3 separate regions of the Homo sapiens genome follow, and regions 1 and 2 are each linked to region 3. A link is an interaction called in ENCODE POLR2A ChIA-PET data of the cell type or tissue named here. Cell type or tissue: CD4-positive, alpha-beta T cell. All regions are shown on one strand. Region 1 overlaps JAK1 (Janus kinase 1). Region 2 overlaps JAK1 (Janus kinase 1). Region 3 overlaps JAK1 (Janus kinase 1).

Region 1 (5,000 bases), 70 kb after region 3:
AAAAAGTTATGAAATTAAAAAAACAGAACAAAAACTTCCAAGGAAGGGAGGCAGCAGCCAATACTGCTTTAATGCACAGAGCAACTGATTCTCCCCCGAGAAGCACTTGGCACCTTGGGCTCACAACACACTCAGCCATTCCATCCTCAGGTCCTGAGACGGGAACAGGAGCACATCGGGATGGGCAGAACCCCTAGTCGCATATCACACTACAATCTCAAACCCTGGCACCTGCTTGGAAAGCACTCCAACAGTCCACTAGCCCTTACGAAACACAAGAAGGAATCGCCTGCACTTGCCAGTTCTCTCCATGTTAACAAGATGGCAGTTCAAAAGAAGGTATACAGCAAGGGGTGAGAGGTGTCTGCAATGCACAAAAATATGTAAATTTCAAGGCATGGAAAAAGGTACTAACCCCATGGGGAGCAATTGAGAATATTAATAAAAATTATTAATGCAATTATCTTTTAACCCAGCAATTCCACTTCTGGGAATTTATCTGACCTTCTACATACAAAGTTACACAAATAGCACTATTTATAACAGCAAAAGTGCAGAAGCAAACAAAATGTCCCTTACATGGGGACTGGTTAAATAAGTCATGGTCTATTCACACGAGAAAATACTTGATGTACTAATAAGGAAAGAGAGGAGGATATATGGTAAAATGAAAAAAGCAAAGGGTGGAATAGTATATAGTATATATTTACCTTATGTACAATAAAAAAAAGAATACGAATATATACTTACATTAATAGGTCCTAGAGATGAGAAGAGCACTTAAGGAAACAGGGAACGAAGTTGACGGACAAACAAAAATGGGAGCAAACCTTCTCAATTTGTACCCTGTTATACTGGTTTGCTTTCTTTTTTTTTTTCTTTGACACAGAGTCTTGCTCTGTCGCCCAGGCTGGAGTGCAGTGGTGTGATCTCAGCTCACTACAACCTCCACCTCCAGGGTTCAAGCCATCCTCTGGCCTCAGCCTCCTGAGTAGCTGGGATACTCCTGAGTACAGGCGCCTGCCACCACGCCCAGCTAATTTTTGTATTTTTAGTAGGGATAAGGTTTCACCATGTTGGCCAGCTGGTCTTTAACTCCTGACCTCAAGTGATCCACCCACCTCGGCCTTCCAGTGTGCTGGGATTACAGGCATGAGCCACGGCACCCGGCCCTGGTTTGCTTTCTGAACCATGTCAATACAGTACCTATGCCAAACAAAATATCAATAACAATAATAAAAAAATAAGAAAATGTAAAGTTTAAAAATGCTTGCCAAGAAAGCCTTGTTAAGAGGGAGATCTACCACCCACAGTAGGAGGAGCATCAGAGCTGAACAATACAGAGATCCTCACACAGTGGTCGTCTTCTATTCCCCTGGAAGAATACAGGAGAGAGGAAACCACTTACTGACCACCTACCACTGGCTATGTGTTCTGCACATGTTATCTCATTTAATAGTCTAATTAACCCTAGCAGGTATAACCAACCCCCTCTCTGCAAATAAGTAAATGGTGGCTGGCAAGGCTTTAGGTAACTTCCCCAAAGTCATAGGTCTATGATCGGACCTCATGCTCTTGTCTGCTAAAACTTGCAAAGGTACATATTTATGCATCATAGTAAAAATTAAAATCTTCTACGTCAGCCAGCTACCCACAATCATACTTACTTCCACAGTGTTCTCTAATGTTCTTTGTTTTCTAGATTTTGAGAAGGTGTTTGTTGAATAAAGCAAACATTTTGCTGTTCTGAATTTTCCACTTACTGGGCACCAAAAAGAGTTAATTACGGGCAGTTTTTAAGGAAAAAAAGATGAACATAGTTTCAAATGAGAGTTATCCAAAAAAGTGGCAGTTCACAAAACAACTGAAAGCAGGGTCTCAACGAGATATTTGCAAACCCATGTTCATAGAAATATCATTCACAACAGTCAAAAGGTAGAAGCCACCCAAGCATCCAACAACATAGATGGATAAACAAAATGTTGTATATACATACAATGGAATATTATTCAGCCTTTAAAAGGAAGGAAATTCCATCATATGCAAAAACATGGATAAACCTTGAGGACATTATGCTAAGTGAAACATGCTAGTGAAAAAGGACATTATGGACAATTCCACTTATAAGAAGTAGCCAGAGTAGTCAAATCCATAGATAGAAAAAGTAGAATGGTAGTTGGCAGGAGCTAGCAGGAAAAAGCAATGGGTAGTTATTATCTACTGGGTACAGAGTTTCAGTTTTGCAAGATGAAAAGAGTTCTGGAGATTAGATGTAAAACAACGTGAATGTACTTAACACTACTGAACTGTAAGCTTAAAAATGGCTCACATGGTAAATTTTATGTTGTTTATTTTCCACAACTTAAAAAAAATTTTTTAACTGCCAGTTCAATATATTACAGCTGACATCTGTTTTTATCTCTCTAGAAACTTCTCATACCAGGTGATTCTGTTAACACTACAGATCACAGTGTCCCACCTGACCCCCATCCATGCCTGCACTGTCCACCTTCCAGACCAAGGGTGACACAAACACAAGTCTTTCAGGGAGATTTGATAAACAGACATCATCTTGGAGCAGCCAACTGTTCTCTATTCAAATCATGTGGATAAAACCTCATTGTGGCAGAACATAAGACCAATGAACAGGAAGCAGAATAGCAGGATTCTTACTGAGAAGGGGAATGCCTTTATATCCTTGGAGTCCATGAACCATGGGTCCTCCCCCAACCCCCTTAAGACATAGGCCAATAAATCCTTTTTTTTTTTTAACTTAACCAAAAAAGAATACAGGTACCCAACAGAAAAGCAGTTTCACTGAACAACAGGTCCCTGAACAAGAATTTTTTCACCACAGATTGTTTTGGAACTTTATCTGCAGTATCATATAGCTCTACTAAAACAGTAGTACACAAGTCCAAAATTTAGGTAGTAGAATTTCAAATTTAACATAACATTTCCAGCTGGGCCAGAATACTCTTATACCTCTGAAGGGAACAATGAATTTTTCAATTTAAATCTATACTATATAATATAGAGAGGGAGAGATATACAATTCATAGAAAGTTTATACAGAAATAGATTTAGAAATACAAATGTTTCCAAATTACCTGAGGTATAACATAGAAGAGAATGCCTAAATATTAGCCTGAAATTGAGGTTTTGGGTGAAACATTTGAACAATTAAATCCAAGAACAGGAGGGTAATACATAGAGATCCTTTATCTGTGCCTTATTTGAAGAACTGAGATCTTCGATGCAATGCTCCATTTACTATAGGTTGCCTTGGTTTGGTTCCCACTAATTATTGGCCAGGCTTAAATTTATTAAATCCAAATCTAATCAATGACTGTTTACTGACTGCCTAGGTATACTGACTCTCGTATGAACCAAGATACACAGACAAAGCAGCTCATATACTGAGCATAGTGCTAGGCTCTGCAGATTTTGTCTGACTTAATGCAAGCAAAGAGTGTATCTAAAAAGCTATCATGCTAGGTATTAATGTCAAACCAGTTTCATATCTAGAATCTGAAAGACACAGCATAAAGCTGAACAGAGGTGCCTGAGGCAAAATCTTAAATGTGAACTGTGTTCCCCAAGGAGTGTAGCTATAAGCTTGTCACAAGTTTTTGCAAAGATAAACTAGCCTTGTTGATTTCGCAGATCTCACCAATAAAATAACTTTCAAACACAAGGAATACTATCCATGTGAAATCATTATAACCACTAATCAGCATGAGATCCATGTTCTGAAATTGCTTTTGGGCTTCTCTCTTCATCATGAAAGATTAGCAGCCAGTAATTTAATCATAACAGGGGAAAAAAGAAGACTCTATTTTTTGTGGAAGGCTTTTCAACACTCACTGCAACACACCTGGTAAAAATAAAATGATAAAGCTTATCTCTCCCACAGGACTATCTTCCAGCCATTTAACATGGCTTCCACCTCACATCTCCAGAGTAAATCTTGAAATGTGGCAGCCCAGAATGTTAATGGTACTTGGAGGGAAATCTAACCCTTAGAAATACTGCTCAGAATTCTTGCAGTCTCTAAGGCTGTATATTCACCAAGGAATCTACAGAACTTACTGTCCTAGAAGTAAGAGAGATCACAATATATTTAAGAAACAAAAACGGTCAGAAGGGCTGGAGTGCTGACTGCAAGAAAGGGAATGGAAGGAAAGGAAGGCTGTGACCATGAGAGGCTCTTCATACCATGCTAAGGAGTTTGGATAGACTTAATCCTAACAGCAAAGGGCAGCTAGTGAAAGATTTTAAGCAAGGCAGTGATGTGTTCAGATTTGCATTATAGAATTGTTTATCCTGGCTTCACAGAAAATATCCCCACTAAGCAGAAAAACACCAGTCATCAAAGTAGAATACATTTCCCAACTAACAAAAAGTTAAGCAAAGGGCAATACATCACTGTCTTAGGGAAACCAGCAAACAGGTGATTTTAACCTGACTGATGTAAAAGTCAAAGCCCCGCCCCTACTCCTATTAGTCATGCAAAAATGTACTGCATTTACTAGGGTATTTCATCAGCCTAGAAGTGACATAAAGTTTGTTTCCTTTATTATAACCCAGTTGTACAAAAATAAAAATAAAAATCCTCACTACAACTTCACATTCAAGTGCACATTGTGCACTTACAGAATATCATTTCCCAGTGAGAAAAGGCATCAAAAGCAAATAAATTATTTTCATGTCCTTTGAAGAAAACTGTATCTGCCTTTATGATAAGGAATTATAATGGTCCGTATTTGACATGTTACTTGCCAGTGGGTTGCCTGTACAACAGTCAGGAAATCAGCAGCTTCCTGCCAATGTTTAAGGCCATTTGTGACTTAAGTTTCTGTTTAATTTTCCAGAATTACATACTAAAGGTCATAAAATTGGTTATAACCTTTGACACAGTAAATCTATGCATTCATCCTAATAAAGCAATTAGCAGCAGAAAAATGCTAATTGTGTGTTTTTAAAGGTTCCCTACAATA
Region 2 (5,000 bases), 60 kb after region 3:
CAATCTATTTCTGGCTGTGGGGATATGCACCACTACTCTCCCTGCTCCCTCTGAAATAGGAATGAGGAAGCTTCTCCCTTGATTCCATTCTAGCCATGGGAACAAGAACGCAGATGCATCAGACATCCTTGGGGATGACCCTGCCAAACAAATTATATTCCAATCTCACATCCACCAGACCAAAACCTAAACTAGGTCAAAATCATTCATTCATACTGAGAGGGTATTAAAAGAAATATTTCTGACCCTTTCCCTCCTCTACCCATCAGCAGATGAAATGAGAAAGACCAGTCATAACTCTTTTTTTTGTTTGTTTGAGACAGAGTTTCACTCTTGTTGCCCAGGCTAGAGTGCAATGGCGTGATCAGGGCTCACTGCAACCTCCGCCTCCCGGGTTCAAGCGATTCTCCTGCCTCAGCCTCCTGAGTAGCTGGGATTACAGGCGTGTGCCACCACGCCCAGCTAATTTTTGTATTTTTTAGTAGAGATGGGGTTTCGCCATGTTGGTCAGGCTGGTCTCGAACTCTCCTGACCTCGTGATCTGCCTGCCTCGGCCTCCCAAAGTGCTGAGATTACAGGCGTGAGCCACCGCACCCAGCCCATAATTCATCTTTAAACCAACTCTCCAACAACCTGTCCTCTTTCCTCCTACTCAGACTGAATGAGAAGTCTGGTCTTGGCAGTCCCTTGATGTTTATCCAGCCTTTCCTGCTGTGACAGAATACTTGATGTGCTACCACAGAACTGCTTGCAACGCTGACGGGTCATCTCTGATGCTAAGGGAGAAGAAAAGGGAAAGTCCCTGGAGAGCCACCATATTGAGTCTTTACAATTTCATCTAGTGGACTGTGGAGCCATAAATGGTGCACAATAAATCCAGGAATGCTGGAGGGCGAACTGACAGGATCCAGTAGGAACATCTTAGAACAGACCGGTGTGTGTCTCAACACCTAGGACAGCTGCCCCACAAACAGACGGTCCAGGGACACACCCTTGCCCCTCCCCATTTCACAAAGCTCCCATGGGGCCTTGTCTCCCAGCCTCTAGCCTTACTCCAGTGTCAATATGGGATCCGGCAGGAAGAGGCCAATGTGCAATTACTAAATAAAACTCCTTCATTGACTGAGTTGCCTCCTCTCCTTCCAGGCTCAAGATCAAAGATTAAGCAACAGAGGAGAGGTGGAAGTTTATCAGAGAATCAGGATTTCAAGGTTGGAATGGACTCTACAAAACATTCACCCTCCTCCTCCATGGCAATAACTATCCATACTTTCATTATTAGGCCAAATAAGCCTCTACATTTACCCTCAACTCCACAGGCCCATGGATGGACTCTAAGAGTATTTGGTATTTAAGATAAAAATACAAATTTGACACAGTGCACCCTCCAATGCAAGGTAGGAATTGGTGGGCACCTTGAAAGAAGTATCCTTGTTAAACCTCTAAGACTCTTGTATTGTGGAAGAATTAATTCATTCTTGGGGAAATCCAGTTATTTCTCCCATGAAGACAAAGAGAGGTACCTTATGTCACTCACCCATCACCTGTCTAGACACCCAGGACTTTCACAAGTATGACTGGAGAGGTGAGGCCAAACACAAGAGCTGAGAAACAGCACAGCCCTGTGACCAGTAGCCAGGGTGTAAGCCCAGCTCCACCACTTACTAGCTCTGTGATCCTAAAAAGCAGGAAAACACTAGGACCTACCTACCTCATTTGCTTGTAAAAAGATTAAGTTAGTTAATCTACTTAGAACACCATAAGTGCTATATTTCTTCCATAAATGAAGAGGCTAAGCCAACGTTTCTTTGAAACATGGTATCCCACGTTGGTGAGAATTTCCAATGTGACAGCAGAAAACAGTAGGTTGTACCATATGAAACTGCCAATATTTGACCATTTTTATGTACAAAAATGGCAATTTTATATTAATAAATCAAATATATGTGAAAAAGAATACAAAGCAGTGCATTTACAATCATCCTAAATGCCTAAAGCTTAGGCCTTTTACAGAAAATATTTCAAATGACTGTTTAAAAAAAAAAAAAAAAGGATCAACTATTTGTATGGGGCTAATCCTCCCCACCCCCAGTTTGGTCTACAGGACCTCATGTAGATTGAGCAACTTTGGCTATTTGGGTAGCTGATCCACTGCCAAGCTGGCTCCCAGCTACCACCTGTTACTTTGACAACTCTAGCTTCAGGGCTACCAGGACCATTTGCAAAACTTACACCCACAGAAAACTCAAAGTCTCCAGAGGCATAAGCTCCAACCCCCAGAGAGCTCCACAGCATTCTTCTCCTTCTAGTAGTACTTTTGGTTTCCAGGAAAATCATCTCATGCTCGGGCCACAGTCACAGTCCTGACCAGCACCATAGAAATTTCAGCCATTATTCTAGTTGTATGGAGTCATTCAAAATACTAATTCCGAAAGAAGTTTCAAAGGTCCAACGCCGAGCATCTTTTACCTTTGCTAATTTTTCCATAAATTGAAAGCCTTTCTAGAAAGAAAGGAGCGTATCACTGTTAAACTTCAATTATACAACACAGGCCCTCTGTTACAACTTCTTGTCAATCTATAATTATTTCAAAATAAAGTTTCTAAATAGGCATTAGTGGAACACTGATTAGTAACTGAAAACCAAAGCAGACTTAGTCGATCATAGAATGACAAAAAAAAACCTGGAAAATGTTGACCTCATTATTTCAGTTTTTCAGACATATCCTTAAAGCGAGGTCAAACTGATCCATCAACAAGTCAACTGAACATTTGATATTCTACCTTGGAACAAGGAAACCCAACCATCGATCACTCCAACATTGTCTGAGATACACTAAATTACTCTCACTGTAAAAGTTTCTTGAACAGAGAATGTCAAAATCTTCTTTTTTTTTTGAGAGGGAGTCTCACTCTGTCGCCCAGGCTGGAGTGCAGTGGCGCGATCTCGGCTCAGTGCAACATCTGCCTCCCGGGTTCATGCCATTCTCCTGCCTCAGCCTCCCAAGTAGCTATGACTACAGGTGCCCGCCACCACACCCAGCTAATTTTTTGTATTTTTCAGTAGAGACGGGGTTTCACTGTGTTAGCCAGGATGGTCTCGATCTCCTGACCTCGTGATCTGCCCACCTCGGCCTCCCAAAGGAGAATGTCAAAGTCTTTAAGGCTAAGAAAGAATGTAATTTCATGGCTGAAAAAAAAAAGTTTTTTTTAAAAAAAAGTTCAATTATACAAAGATATAAAAAAATACTCTTTCGTAAAGAACAACTTTGATGAAACCTTTTAGATGTACTGTGTGATTTTATGTCTTCAGTCCACTATAATAGAAAGGCTCTTTTCAATGACTGCCCCAGTAATAACAGGATAGTAGCAGAATCTTTCTGGCCTATAAACTAAGCCTAGTTAGGAAACAAGACCCAGAAGCATTTATACTTGTCTGAACTCTTGATTCCATGTTATTACATGAACTAAGTGAAGACCTGAACCAAGATCATCAGCCTTCTATTAAGGCACACAGATGATCTGATTGGCTTGGGCTTAATGGTCATGTTTCAGCTTCATTTTATTGCTCCGCTTCCCTTGACACCAGAACTATTTATCTCCTCTACTTCTCAATACTAAAACCATTTATAAATCCCAAGAACAGTATTCACTGTAAATCAAACTAGTAAGTAAACTCGTTCTCCAACACCAAACCATACACTTTCATGTTTCTCAACTAAAAGTAGAGTTCATTACAAAAGAAACTGAGAAATGCCTCCTCATGAAGTCTCTCTTAATATTTTATGTCTACATAAGGATATGATGTGGGTAGAGGTAGATGGCAGCACCAGTGTCTCAGGAACTGTTTTCTAGTGCCCCCCAAAACAGAATCACGGGTCTCTATCCTCCCCTGGCATTCTTAATGTTATAATTAATAGTTAATAATTAAAATACTTAATTAACTGAACTAAACTGAAGATCCACCTAGCATTTTTTTCTTTTCTTTTCTCTTGAGACAGGGTCTCACTTTGTTGTCCAGGCTGGAGTGCAATGGCATGACCATGGCTCACTGCTGCCTTGAACTCCTGGGCTCAAGCAATCTTTTCATAGGAACTGTTGGAGCAACTGTTTGGAGAACTACTATCTGAAAGACAATAACATATTTTTCCCTAAAGACATTCTTGCCCCCAGGGCACACTTTTCTGGCTGCCATCAACCCTGCTGCCTAGATTCAACGAAATGGGGATGTCAGATGATTCTGTGAGCAACAGATCTAGGCATGAACATATACATATAAGCACAACTCATACCTCTAAGGGTGACCATACAGCTAGGAACAGCAAATGGCAGATTACCATGCATAACACAGGACAAGGAAAGAAGTTCAAACGTCTAATCAGTGCCAACTTCCATACATTCACACAAGTTCACAATAGTTTCACAGTTTGCAGAAGTTTGGAGTCACTAGTTTGCAGTAAGCGGAAAGCATGGCTTACTGGTAAAATGCATGAACTCTGAAGTCAGAAAAGACTTACTCATTTATAAAATAAGGTATTTAATTTATCCAAATATTGGTTTCTTCATCTTTAAACAGGGATAATACCATGTAACACAAAAGAGTTGTTCAAGGATTAAATTAGGTATATACTAGGAGCTGGGCACATAGTAGATACATAATTTATAAGGTCCTAGTCATGCATATAATTCCTATATAAGGCCTAAAAAATCTCACAGAAAACCACATGGTTTCATTCTGCACTCTGAAATCCAGCTGGTATTATGCCACTACTGTATGTGTGCTATATAAGTCAATAAAAGTGGGAACCAGAAACAAAATAAGAGAATAACTACTTAGACTGTGTATCCCCCAACTGGGTGGCTCAATACTATTTCTTTATAAATAAAGACCAGGATGCAAATATACTCCTGTGTTGTAATAGTGCTAAGTTTCATTGTTTTGAAGCACACATAAAATATGAGTTCCCCAAAGTAAATGCTGCTGAATTTCATACAAATATT
Region 3 (5,000 bases):
TGTTTTCTGATTTTAAGTGAAATTAGACATTTTATGGGCCCCTAACAAGTGTGTGCTCTAGGCACTGTGCTTAAAGGATAAGTTGTCCTTGGACATATGACAGTCTCTGGCGAGGTGCCGAGGAGACAGGTCGCCCTCCATTGCCAGGGGAGGTGGCAGGAGGGGAAAAAGCACCAAGGAAGGGAAGCTGGAACAGAATAATTAAATGCCAGGCTACAGAGCCTGGACCATGCAAAGCAGGCAGAGCAAAGAACGAAAGCCAGGCACATATGAGGCACGCTCTCCTGGGAGGGAAGCCCCATGGAAGATAGAAACGGAAGCGGCAGAGAGAAGCAGATGCCTGTGGCATCATTCGAGCAATGCCGTGAGCTGTGCACGGAAGCAAAGGCTGCAGCTGTCCTGCTCACCACTGAATCCCAGTGCCTGGTACCTAACAGCTACTGAACACATGCTTGATAGATAAACAAAAGATGAATAAACTCAGGGAGTAGCAATTAACATGGAAAGGATAAACAAAGAAGTTACTTTAAAGGTAAAAACCAACATTTTTATAATCTTCAATGATTCTATACAGCCCATCTTCCTTGTAATTTACGAAAGTGACTGAGAATTTGACTGTGGGCTTTGGTGTCTCTCTCACACACAGAAAGAATCACACATCTGCAGAGCCACGGGCAGCATGAGCCACGTCAGGCCTCTGAAGCTGCTGGACTGTTCCCTTACCCTCCGCTGGTGACAGTGGAAAGCTAGGGCTATCAGCTGGCAGGGAGGCTGCCACTCATGCTGTACCCAGGCCTGGCACTGCTCTTCAAGGGTAGAACAGAACACGTGCCCAGGAGAACTTAGCCACGATCCTCTCCCTGGGACAAGCAGGAAGGAAGGAGTGAACCAGCTACAGAGGTTCAAAGAGGGGTTCTGACAGAATGGCCAACAGGAGGGGTAAATGCTGTTTGATGGCGGAGGAAGGCAGTAATAAGAGAATGAGAAGTAGGTACAATATGGAAGGTTTCCCGAGATAAGGAAAGAAAAGGGTTCCGAGGATGGAGGGTGTTGTCCAAGAGAGAAGAATCTCTGATGAGGTGCCAAGGAGAGAGACAGGTCACCCTCCACTGCCAGGGGAGGTGGCAGGAGGGGAAAAGGCAGATGTTCCCTGAGCCAACGGAGCCACGGCCTTCTTCTTCCACATCCTACTGAGTCTCTGTGAGAAACAGTCCTTGGATCTGGTAGAGATGAGGGCCCAACAAACTCCCTCTGGGCAGAACACAATCTTCAATCTGGTCTGAACAACGATATTCTTCCAGGCTGCTGAGAGCCCTGTGGGACCATCTTTGTCTTGGAAGCCTTTAGGTCAGATACTCAGACAGCATCAGGCTGAGGAGACCAAACATAATGTGTAGCTTCTCCACTGGAACAAAGGCTAAAGGTAAACAGAAGATGAGGGAGCCTAAAATAAGGCCGGCAGCTTTCTCCTTAATAAGATGTCAAAAATATTAACAAAATTTTAAATCCATGACTACCAGAATCAGTACCCTCCCTATCACCCATAAGACCAAGCTTGAAGACACACTGAAGACAGACATTCCACACACCTTTTTAAAATTAATTATAAAGGTGCTCATCAAACCTGGTACACAAAAATTCCAGATACTATAGCATGCCAATGGAAAAAAAATTAAAAATGACATCAATAAATGTAGAATGATACCTGCCTATATTCCTTTTCAAAATGACGTGGAGGAACAAAGCAGGAAGAAAGGAGAAAGAAAAAAAAGACAAATAGACATCAATCAGAGCTACGCACTGCAAGTTTTTGAGAAAATTATGTACAGATAACTGCATATTTTAAGTTTATATGCAGATATTATACACAACAAACTCTCTTTAGGCTTCTATAAAATGTTTTAATGGACTGTGAAATTCAATTGTTTAAAAAAGCAAGAAAATATTTTTTGAAAAGGAATACAGAATATGGTTGTCTTATGCTAAGATATATATATAAGAGCTTGGTGTTCTCATCATACGGGGCAAAGAGGTTGTGACAAAGAGGAGAGATACCTGAGGATAACTATGATTACCCAACAACTATCAAAAGCATTATCTAAAAACAGAAAACGATAATTGAAATACAAGAATATTTCCCAAAGTAAAACTGGTACTCCACTGAAATCATCACCAACATTTATTTTCATTTACGCCTCCTTTAGTGGTGAGATTATGAGGTTTCAAAATCTTTGTAGTTTGTCATCAGGCAAATGTTTTAGCTTAGGGTGGTATTTTTTTTTTCCAAGTTCAAAGGGCCTGTGGTAACAAAGCAATATCCTGTTGAAGCACCATGTCAGGTACAGAGTCAAGGTGCTAAAAGTGAAGCAACCCTGCACTTCCAGGCAGCTAACAGAAAGAGGGAACAGGCAAAGACAGCCTTTAATAGCCAGGCACTCAGACAACCAAGACTAATGCCTCAAAGAGCTCTACAATGCCTCAATTGTAAAGCTAATCAGACAATTCACTAGATGTAATTTTTGGGTTAACTCTCTTCCCTTTTCTGGGTATTAGTTTTTCCACTGAAAAAAAAATGAAAGAGTTGAATTAGGTAACTTTGGTCTTTTCCAATCCTAAAAGCTACCATTCTAGACTCTGAGCTGAGTACAGAAACCTAGAGGGAAAGAATTAGAACCCAGGGACATACCCCTTCCAGACTTCAAACTGCAACAACCCATTTCAATGCTGATCACACAGCCAATCCCCAGGCCACAAAAAGCAAGATTACATGTGGAAAAACAAAGCCAATAGCCAGAAGGCTCAGCTGGGACCTGAAATCTCCACGGCACACAGCTTTCCTCTCCAGGTGAGACTTTGGTTAAGCATAGAAAGAAGAGGAAAAAGTCAGCCCTAGGATGATTATCAAAGAAAGTTAGATCTGGTTCAGTGTCCACTGAGAAAAACATCCCAGTCATTGTGTAATGGTGACAACTCCACCAAATTCTCCCAAAAATAGTAGCTATGATACTGTGAAGTCTCCGAGATTTCAGAGGGCTTTTCTAGCAAATCCCTGCATTCTATTAGCATCTGAGCTTATCTACTGTTTTAATACCTCTGTAAGTTAACCTGCTTTTCAAAAAGGATCCACCCTATTTATAATCTCCACTGCTAAACACACATTAACTTCTGCTTAGCAAGTATGTAACTAACATATTTTCCATTCTAGTTACTGAACAAATATGTTTACAAACTCAGGAGACTGCAGCTATTGAAGTACTGACTGTCTGTGTCACCTGTGACATTTCTCAAAGTCTGCAATATGGGAGAAAAGGCAGGTGCCCATCAGAAGAAAAATTACAGCTCCACAGCCAAAAATCCTCAAGGAGTAGTCAAAACATCCACTCCCAGAGAGCAAGGCCAACCTAGAATTTCTAGTTAACACTTCAGGCAATGTTTCTCGAGCTTTTTAGTTGCAACTTTTAGTAAGAAAAATATTTTATATCATGACCTTTATATATATAGTGTGTATATATATATATATATATATATATATATATATATATATATATATCTCAAAAGTTTAAAAAATATACTTAGGTTATGTATATATGCTGATAGTATCGTCTCCTGTTTCTTTTTCTTAAATTCACTAAATTAAATTGAATTCATAACTGTGAATCCACTAAATTAAATTCATAACTATGATTACCCATTTGAAAAACTCTGCTGTAGGACACTAATTCTATTCAAAATATCCTCTGCCTTATCAAGATTTCTTTTCTAAAATGTGGCAGAGGAAGGTGATCAAACTCATCTTGAATTGTATTCCAAATACTGAAGAAGTCCTTTCTCACATCAAGCAAATACAAAAGTTACAAATTACAAAAATGACTACAATACTTCTTGGTAAGTGACTCAGGGCTCCAGGCTGACCACTGTCCCTCAGTGCAGAGGGAGCCAGGCAGGTACCAGGTCAGTACTTCCCATACCTCATCCGGTAGTGGAGCCGGAGGGACATCTTGTCATCAACGGTGATGGTGCGATTTGGAGCATACCAGAGCTTGGTGTTCTCGTCATACAGGGCAAAGAGGTTGTGACAAAGAGGAGAGATACCTGAGGAAAAGTAAAAAAACACATCAGAAAATCAAGGCGGATACATTTGGCCATCTGTTTCTAAACCCAATATATGCAAAGATAAGGAACTCTCTCATCCACAAAGAATCTGGGTCACTCATATCCTCTTAGGGCAAACAGACTTCCGACCAGGTTCGGTCAGGCTGTTTTGATCATAATCATCAAGAACTATGACTCCCCAGAAATATGCACTGTAGCTCCTGGCAAACCAAATTTAGATCATTTAAAAATAAAACTCTGATGATATTTCTCATTACAGGTATCCGTCACAGAGCCTTATCAAATCCAGCTTCAAAAAAACCCCTATCTGAGAGGTTCACAGATCCTGCCTGATGTGCACTTTGCTAATCGGAAACACTCTGGGAGTTGGGGAAATCTTCCATCTGTTTCCTACAGAAAGCACTTAAACAATTCTAACACGCTCGTGATTATACATCAGACATGCAAACAAATTCCTGGCAGTAGTATGCAAAATGCATATTAGAATAAATAATAACCAAAGTGATTTTTGTCAGTGATTAAAATCTATTACCATTAATAATAAATATACTTCTTAAGTACTCTGTATGATTATCACAAATATTTTTTATTTAGTAACCAACTAGCAAGAAGATATATGGCTTCACAAAGCTGGCCCAACAGTGCTCCCCTGCCTCTCCACTCCACCAGTTGCCTCCGTCAATAAGAGAATGATGGGAAAGACCAGGGAGATTATGAAGTCACTCACTTCTACGCCCATGATTAAAATTTTATGAACCTGAAACATAGGCAGGTTGGGGGGAGAATGACTGCCAATAATCAGCTATTACTGATATTTTCATAAGCAGCCAGGCCTCAAACTAAGATGAGGTAAACTTAAATGACAAAAAACCTGGGAGAATATGAGG

What was found. Peaks named below come from ENCODE experiments on the same cell type or tissue, not always from the same donor. Only the 100,000 strongest peaks of a DNase experiment are listed, where the experiment ranks them.
Region 1: POLR2A ChIA-PET joins it to region 3 with 8 read pairs; 4 of 35 experiments call an interaction of 5 or more read pairs at or near these places.
Region 2: POLR2A ChIA-PET joins it to region 3 with 6 read pairs; 5 of 35 experiments call an interaction of 5 or more read pairs at or near these places.

What each region holds. Positions count from the first base shown.
Region 1 is chr1:64,944,865-64,949,864 of GRCh38, forward strand. The region is part of intron 1 of JAK1 (Janus kinase 1); the gene reads right to left. Among named protein-coding and RNA genes, the nearest start is that of JAK1, 19 kb to the right of the region's middle. In CD4-positive, alpha-beta T cell, no CTCF peak of the experiment used is centred here; a DNase peak (open chromatin) is centred at 4,477; H3K27ac peaks cover 513 bases.
Region 2 is chr1:64,935,001-64,940,000 of GRCh38, forward strand. All of the region lies in intron 1 of JAK1 (Janus kinase 1), which reads right to left. Among named protein-coding and RNA genes, the nearest start is that of JAK1, 29 kb to the right of the region's middle. In CD4-positive, alpha-beta T cell, no CTCF peak of the experiment used is centred here; no DNase peak of the experiment used is centred here.
Region 3 is chr1:64,875,057-64,880,056 of GRCh38, forward strand. JAK1 (Janus kinase 1) reads right to left here. Exons shown (of 25, transcript NM_002227.4): 4 at 3,969-4,092. Among named protein-coding and RNA genes, the nearest start is that of JAK1, 89 kb to the right of the region's middle. In CD4-positive, alpha-beta T cell, no CTCF peak of the experiment used is centred here; a DNase peak (open chromatin) is centred at 2,295; H3K27ac peaks cover 2,945 bases.